Regions from separate parts of the Homo sapiens genome. Here region 2 is linked to region 1. Evidence: read pairs that join two places in POLR2A ChIA-PET (ENCODE). Cell type or tissue: B cell. All regions are shown on one strand.

Region 1 (4,000 bases):
ATTGTTCATAATTAATGAATAAAATTGATATGAATGAATATAGTGTTCTTTGAATTAGTAAACAGTACATCTGTGACAATCATTTTTAACAAGCTCTACTTGTGTTCTTTATAAAGTGTGATTTTCAGAAAGCAAACAACACAATTACAAGGTTGAATCTGAGGAAAATAATCCTTGTGCCATAGAAGTATTTACGAAATTGCATTTCATTGTTATGTTTTATTTTCTGATACATGATGTTCAATTTTATCTTTAGGTAATATTTTATATCATAGATTAAAATTTATAGTGAACTTTATCTGTGTCTGTCACTTTTTTTTTTTTTATGACCCAGGAACCAAAGATGCAGTCTGTCATTTCTTATAAAACTTCTCACTACATTGTTTCTTAGTAGAATTTGGCTGTGGAGATTCAGGAATAAAGAAAAGACTAACATTACACATATCCAAAAACATGTTGTAATTAAAAGTTCCATTCATTCCTCCTTACCAAGTTTGTTGAATGTCATCACTTGTTTGCTACTTACAAATATTGTTTAATTGTTTCACTGCAGTAAATAAGTATCTCCTACCTACATCAGGGACAAGGAACTGTGCTGTGAAGTTGATAGATGAGTAAGCCACAGTTTCTGCCCTCAAGGAGCTTCTAGTTTTGAAGGAGTGGGAAGGCAGGGGAAAATTAATAACAAGAATGCAGCTAGGGATCATAAAGAGGTGTAGTTGTAACACTGTGTTCTGGTATCACTTTTTTGTTTCCAGAGTGTTTGCATGTTACATTTGATACTTTGACAAGCCTGTAATTTAGACAAATATTTATCTTCCCCATTTCACAGAGGAGGAAATAAGCGTAGGCAAGTTGTGAATTAATTCAGCATTAATGACATACACAGTTTCAGGCAAGAAGAAACTCAAAAGAAAATTTTCGCATTGTTGAGCTCAGCATTTTGTTATATACCGTCCCAGGCTTGTCTGTATGTTCAAGGTCTCCCCTGACCCTGGGCCTGACAGGTTCCCGAAGAATAATCACAAGTTAAACCATTGTAGGTCGAACCCTTGTAAATGCATTCTTATAAAAGTAGGGCTCCATTTTGGGAATCCATCTTTTTTTTTTTTCCTTTGAGACAGAGTCTCACTCTGTTGCCCAGACTGGAGTGCAGTGGCGCGATCTTGGCCACTGCAACCTCTGCCTCCCAGATTCAAGCGATTCTCCTGCCTCAGCCTCCGGAGTAGCTGGGACTACAGGCGTGCGCCACCATGCCCGGCTGCTTTTTGTATTTTTAGTTGAGACAGGGTTTCACCATGTTGGCCAGGCTCATCTCCGACTCCTGAGCTCAAGCGATCCGCCTGCCTCAGCCTCCCAAAGTGCTGGGATTACAGGTGTGAGCCACCGTGCCCGGCCTGGTTTTAGTTTATTTTTGATAACTTTGGCAGTTTTATAAAATAAGATGAATTCCCGGCCAGGCATGGTGGCTCATGCCTGTAATCCCAGCTACTCAGGAGGCTGAGGCAGGAGAATCACTTCAACCTGGGAAGCAGAGGTTGCAGTGAGCTGAGATCGCACCACTGCACTCCAGCCTGGGAGACAGAGACCTTGTCTCAAAAGTAAATAAGCGAAAAGCAGTACAAATGTTACAAAACAAATATAAATGAAATAACTATGTGAAAACTACATTGTAAAAGTTCCTTTGGAGTGTATTTCTGAGGCATCATGGGGTTTTTCTGGTCATCTGTCCACTGAATTCATTCAATAAACATTTACTGAGCATCTTCGATTTTGCTAGGTCCTGTGCTGGGTGCGAGCTGTGCCTCCCTCACAAAGCTAGTGCAAGGATTGGCAAACAGCTGTTTTTGTATAGCCTGCAGGCTAAGGATAGTTTTTACAGTTTTAAATTGTTGGAAAAAAATCGAGAGAATATCTCATGACACATTAAAAATACATGAAATTCAAATTTCAGTGTCCATAAACAGCCTACTCCTTCTAGGAATTGTCTGCGGCTGCTTTCACCCTACAGCCACAAGGGGGAGGAGTTGTGACAGACTACATGGCCTACAAGCTGAGATGCCTGACAGAAATCTCACTGATGACAGAGACAGTGAAAAAATTCCGTACTACTTGAAGGACTTCTAAACCACACTGAAATTTAGAGCCATCTCAAAAAGTTCCATTGACAGGATTAGATGAGTGCCCTGAAAATGACTGGGTGCGGGTAATTTCTGGATGCGTTCTTCCTTGGTCCTGTGCCTCTCCATTTTAACACTTTAATTACCATGCTGTGAGAATGGGAGTCTAATAATTCCACCACGTCGGCAGGGAATCATTCTGGCTGCTTTCCTATTGTCGACTGCAGTTGTTAGTTAGTCCCACATAAATCAAAGTTTGATCTTAACTGCAAAGGTGATATTTTGGGAAGGACGTACAGAGGAGAGGCTCGTCTCCAAGTGGAACCACAAGTTGCCTGGGCGCCTCACACATACACACATGTCTACACTGGGGAGGTATTTTTCTATTTATTTTAATAAAATTTAAATCCACTTATATTGCATGTAGGGGAAAAGAAACCCTTACCATCTTAGGTTCATGGCTAAGGCCCTTATAACAAAAACCAGATTCACAAGAGAAAAGCATGCAAATTTATTTAAAAGTTTAACATGACATAGGAGCCCTTGGAAATGAAGACCCAAACAAACAAGGAAACTTGTGCATTTTTATGCTTAGGGTTGATGAGTGGACAACTTGTGGAAGGATATGACTGGACAAAGGTCTGATCTAACGGTAACAACTGGGGGAAATTGGTAAAGCCTGTTTGTTCAGACTCTTCTCTGTGGCCCTGTGTCTTCAGAGATAAAGATGTTTCTTTCCTCCAGGTACAGGGAAGGCATCTCTCAAATGAGGGTCTTAAGACCTGTTTTAGGGGAGAAGGGTGGAAGAAGGTCAGAGAATGATCTTCCTGCTTCTACTGTGTTCTCAAATGCCAAGGTGCCACATTTTGGGGTGGTAGGTCCTGAACCGTATCACTGCACACACTATTTTTTATTCTATATATTTAAGGTGTACATGATGTTGATATGTATATGCACAGTAAACTACAGTCAAGCAAATTATCCTATCCTTCATCTTCCATAGTTACCTTTTTTCGGTTTTTTTGAGGAAAGAGTCTATAAAATCTCCTCTCAGCAAATTTTCAGGATATAATACAATGTTGTTAACTATAATCCTTATGCTGTACATTAGATCTCTAGACTTCCGCATCTTACATAACTGCAACTTTGACCTAATTCTCTGCACATACTATTTTTAACCAAACTGCTTTTTAGAAAATTTGCATGAATATTTTCCTACATTGTTAAGTGTTCATTACTCACATCCATATGTATTCTTTTAAATATAGCTTTTCATAATGCTTTTTTTTTCAGACTCAGGACCTTTGTATTTTTTTTCGGTTTTCCATAATGTGGATGCACTATAAATCTATAGTTGGCCATCTATGTTACTTTCTACCTCCTTCACTATTATAAACAATACTGTCTTTGTTATTTGACTTTTTCACATAAATTTCTAAGGTGAAATTGCCAAGTAATTATAAGGCTTTTTAATAGAAATTGTCCTCTTAAAAGATTGTACTTTTACAGTCCCACCAGATAGATATGTAAGCAGTGCTTGTTTCCCCATAGCCTTTTCAATATGAACTGCTACTATTTTATTTTTTTTTTTCTGCCCTGTTGCCCAGGCTGGAGTGCAGTGGCCAATCTCGGCTCACTGCATCCTCTGCCTCCTGGGTTCAAGCGATTCTCCTGCCTCAGCCTCCTGCGTAGCTGGGATTACAGGCGTGCACCCACCATGCCCAGCTAATTTTTGTATTTTTTTCTTTCTTTTTTTTTTTTTGGAGACGGAGTCTCACTCTGTGGCCCAGGCTGGAGTGCAGTGGTGCAATCTCAGCTCACTGCAACCTCCGCCTCCTGGATTCAAGTGATTCTTCTGCCTCAGCCTCCCGAGTGGCTGG
Region 2 (4,000 bases), 790 kb before region 1:
GAATCTTGCCAAGAAATAGCAGCCCAGATAGAGGGACCCCTCAGGGCTTCTGCATTATCTGAGGATTGGCTCCCACAGGAGGGGTGAGTTACAAATAATGGATTCTTCCTTTGCTCCTGCAGACAGTAGACTTGATTGACATTGTGATCAAGTGCCTGCTGGAAGGAACCCCAGGCAGCAGGCACTGCTTCCCCTGATGGGATCTGAAGGACCCTGAGCATCCTCTCTACCCAAAAGAGACACTTACCACCACTGCCCCAACCTTAGATCCTCTCTGCTTTCACTCTCTAAGCCTCTCTTATTTAAAACTATCCCCAAAGGTAACATAGATGAACTTTCTTCTATTAACTGTTTAATGACAATTAGTTGCTTGCTGTCATTCATTTTCATTCACCTGGTTAGTCATTCAAGGAAGAAGCAGCTTTAACTATTTCCTGAATGCCAGCATGCCGTGACCAGTAAGACCCAGGCAGAGGCAGAAATGATTGGCTAGAGTGTGCTGCGGTGAGTTCCAGGGGGGTGACCAGAAGACAACTAGGACTTGAGGGAAGCTGAGCCAGCCAGGAAAGTGGAGGGAGGGAAGGCCTTCGACATAGACAGGGAGTGAGCTAAGGTGTTGGGAGGGAGCCAATGAATGAATGGGGTTGGGTGGTGGGGGGAGTAGTTGGATACGAGTCAAAAAAGTGGATTAAGCCCCAGTGCTGAAGGGCCTCATGGGCAGGAAAATCATTATTTCTTCTGTAGGGCAGGAATTCAGGGCTCCACTTGTAAGGAAAATATTGTTTTGTGTATGTATATGTGACTTTCTTTTTCTTTCTGGCAAGAAGTCCATAGATTTCATCAGTTACAAAGGTTCCATCAACCTGCAACTGTTTAAGCTTAAGTGTCCTTGCCCCAGACTTTAAATTTTTCTTTCTCAGTAAACTAAGGGATGTTTACTGTAAAAGCATTGACTTGTTTGTGATGCTTCACGTTGGGCTAGAGGTGAGGTTTGGGGATACACCCTTGGAAGGCTGTATCAACTCTACTTACAGATGCTTTTGATGTCGTCCCCGTGATACCAACGAGTGAAACTCCCGTCATTGTAGATGACTGTCAATAAACATCCTTGCCTTTCCCATTTTGCTGTTGGCACAACCTGTTTTTTTGTTTTGTTTTGTTTTTTGTTTTTTTTTAAATTACCAAGGCCAGGCACAGTGGCTCACGTCTGTAATCCCAGCACTTTGGGGGCCGAGGCGGGCGGATCACGAGGTCAGGAGATTGAGACCATCCTGGCTAACATGGCGAAACCCCATCTCTACTAAAAATACAAAAAATTAGCCGGGCATGGTGGCAGGCGCCTGTAGTCCCAGCTACTGGGGAGGCTGAGGCAGGAGAATGGTGTAAACCTGGGAGGCAGAGCTTGCAGTGAGCGAGATCATGCCACTGCACTCCAGCCTGGGTGACAGAGCAAGACTCCATCTCAAAAAAAAAAAAAAAAAAATAGCAAAAGATACTTGGACATGTCATCATAAGAAATTCTCGTTAGTATTCATGCTTTTCATAAAATGATGAAATTGACCTTCACATGTCTTCCTTCCCTCCTCCACCCCCACCACGAGAGGGCATTGACTTCCGCCCTCTGAGTCTAGGAGAGGTAAGCACTGTGCATCAATTTAGTTTTACTTTCAGAGCTTGGTACAGTTTGGATATTTGTCACCTCCAAATCTCATGTTGAAATGTGATCCCCAGTGTTGGAGGTGGGGTCTAATGAGAGGTGCTTGGATCATGGGGTGGATCCCTTATGAATGGCTTGGTGCCATCCCCATCGCAATAAATGAGCTCTCATTCTGTTAGTTACCTTTAGGTTTGGTTGTTTAAAAAGAGCCTGAAGCCAGGTACGGTGGCTCATGCCTGTAATCCCAGCACTTTGGGAGACTGAGGCAGGAGGATCACTTGAGGTCAGGAGTTCAAGACCAGCCTGGTCAACATCATGAAACCCCATCTCTACTAAAAATACAAAAATTAGCTGGGCTTGGTGGCAGGTGCCTGTGATCCCAGCTACTCAAGAGACTGAGGCACAAGAATCGCTTGAACCCAGGAGGCAGAGGTTGCAGTGAGCCAAGATTGCACCACTGCACTCCAGCCTGGGTGACTGAGCGAGACTCTGTCTCAAAAAACAAGAGCTTGGGGCCAGGCTTGGCAGCTCATGCCTGCAATCCCAGCACTTTGGGAGACCCAGCCAGGTGGATCACTTGAGGTCAAGAGTTCAAGACCAGCCTGGCCAACATGGTGAAACCCTATCTCTACTAAAAATACAAAAATAAGCTGGGCTTCTTGGTGGGTGCCTGTGATCCCAGCTACTTGGGATGCCAAGACCTGAGAATCTCTTAAACCTGGGAGGCGGACAGGGGTTGCACTGGACCAAGTTCACGCCACTGCACCCCAGCCTGGGTGAAAGAGTGAGACTCCATTTCAAAAACAAGTAAATAAAATAAAGAGAGACTGGCATGTCCTCCCCTTTCTCTCTTGCTCCCTTTCTCTTGCCATATGACATGACAGCTCCCCTTCCCCTCCCACCATGATTGGAAGCTCCCTGAGACCCTCAGCAGAAGCAGATGCTGGTGCCATGCTTCTCTGCAGCCTGCAGAACTGTGAGCCAAATAAACCTCTTTTACTGATAAATTACCCAGTGTCCGATATTCCTTTATAGCAATACAAAATAAATTTATTCAGAGCTCTTTCTAGGCCTTTTTACATACATGCAGCCTTTTTCTTTTTTAAAAACATTAATTGGATCAGATTATACATATTTGTCACTTTTTCTCTTATCATTGATCTTTATTTACATGTGTCTACGCTATTTTTAAATGATGTAATATATGCCATAGTATATATGTACAAAGATAACAAAATTATTCCCCCATTGATAAGCTTTTAGAATGTCTGGCTTTTTTTTTTTTTTTTTTTTTTTAGATGGAGTCTCTCTCTGTCTCCAGGCTGGAGTGCAGTGGCACAATCTCAGCTCACTGCAACCTCCGCCTCCCGGGTTCAAGTGACTCCGTCCCTTCCTCTTGGTGTATAGATATATGACATTTAATCACACTTGTAGACTCCAGTAATCACCACCTCAGTCAGGACGTGAAACTGTCCTATCTCCCCAAAGAAACTCCCTTATGCTACTCCTTAATAGCCTGGCCCAATATGTTCTTCTTTCTTTTTTTTATTAAGATATAAACATGCATGATAAATTATGTAAATTGTACTATCAAACATATAAACTGTAAAATAAAAAATAGCTTAAAAATTCACTTTTACATAATAGCTTTATTGAGATATGATTTAGGAACCAAAAAGCCTACCCATTTGAAGCGTAAGGTTCAGTGGTTTTTAGTATATTTATGAGGTTGTGTAATCATCACCATAATCTAATCTTAGAACATCTTTTTTATTCCCCAAATAATCCCCGTCAACAGCCACTCCTCACCCCTCATTCCCTCGCCCTCTAACCCTTGGGAACAGCTCATCCACTTTCTGTCCCTGCGGATTTGCTTATCCTGGACATTTCATATACGTGATATTGTATAACATGTGGCCTTTCGTGGCTGGCTACTTTTGCTTAGATTCTTCCATGCTGTGGCGTGCATCAGTACTTCAATCTTGTGGCTGAATAATATTCCCAGGTAGGCATACATCACATTTTATTTATCCACCCATCATCAGTTGATAAACATTTGGTTGATTTTCACATTTTGGCTATCACAAATAGTGCTGCTATGGGATTTGTGTACAAGTTTTTGTGTGGATTTAATATATTTTCATTTCTCTTGGGAGACGGCCAGGGAGTGGAATCTCTGGGTCATGTGGTGACTCCACAGCTAATCTTTTGAGGAACTGCCAGATTGTTTTCCAAAGCGGATGCACCGTTTCACAATCTCACCAGCAATGAATGAGGGTTCCAATTGCTCCTCATCTTCGCCAACAGTTGTTATTGTCCCTTTGATTCTGAGTGGGTATGAAG

The links. Peaks named below come from ENCODE experiments on the same cell type or tissue, not always from the same donor. Only the 100,000 strongest peaks of a DNase experiment are listed, where the experiment ranks them.
Region 2: POLR2A ChIA-PET joins it to region 1 with 11 read pairs; 3 of 35 experiments call an interaction of 5 or more read pairs at or near these places.

The regions. Positions count from the first base shown.
Region 1 is chr1:229,512,880-229,516,879 of GRCh38, reverse strand. It overlaps ABCB10 (ATP binding cassette subfamily B member 10), which reads left to right. Exons shown (of 13, transcript NM_012089.3): 13 at 1-298. It overlaps NUP133-DT (NUP133 divergent transcript), which reads right to left. Exons shown (of 3, transcript NR_110630.1): 3 at 2,793-2,902. Among named protein-coding and RNA genes, the nearest start is that of NUP133-DT, 6.4 kb to the right of the region's middle. In B cell, CTCF peaks have their summits at 1,783 and 1,983 (motif pointing right); a DNase peak (open chromatin) is centred at 2,029.
Region 2 is chr1:230,303,991-230,307,990 of GRCh38, reverse strand. No RefSeq gene overlaps it. Among named protein-coding and RNA genes, the nearest start is that of PGBD5, 120 kb to the left of the region's middle. RefSeq lists a silencer at 1,590-1,679. In B cell, no CTCF peak of the experiment used is centred here; a DNase peak (open chromatin) is centred at 1,620.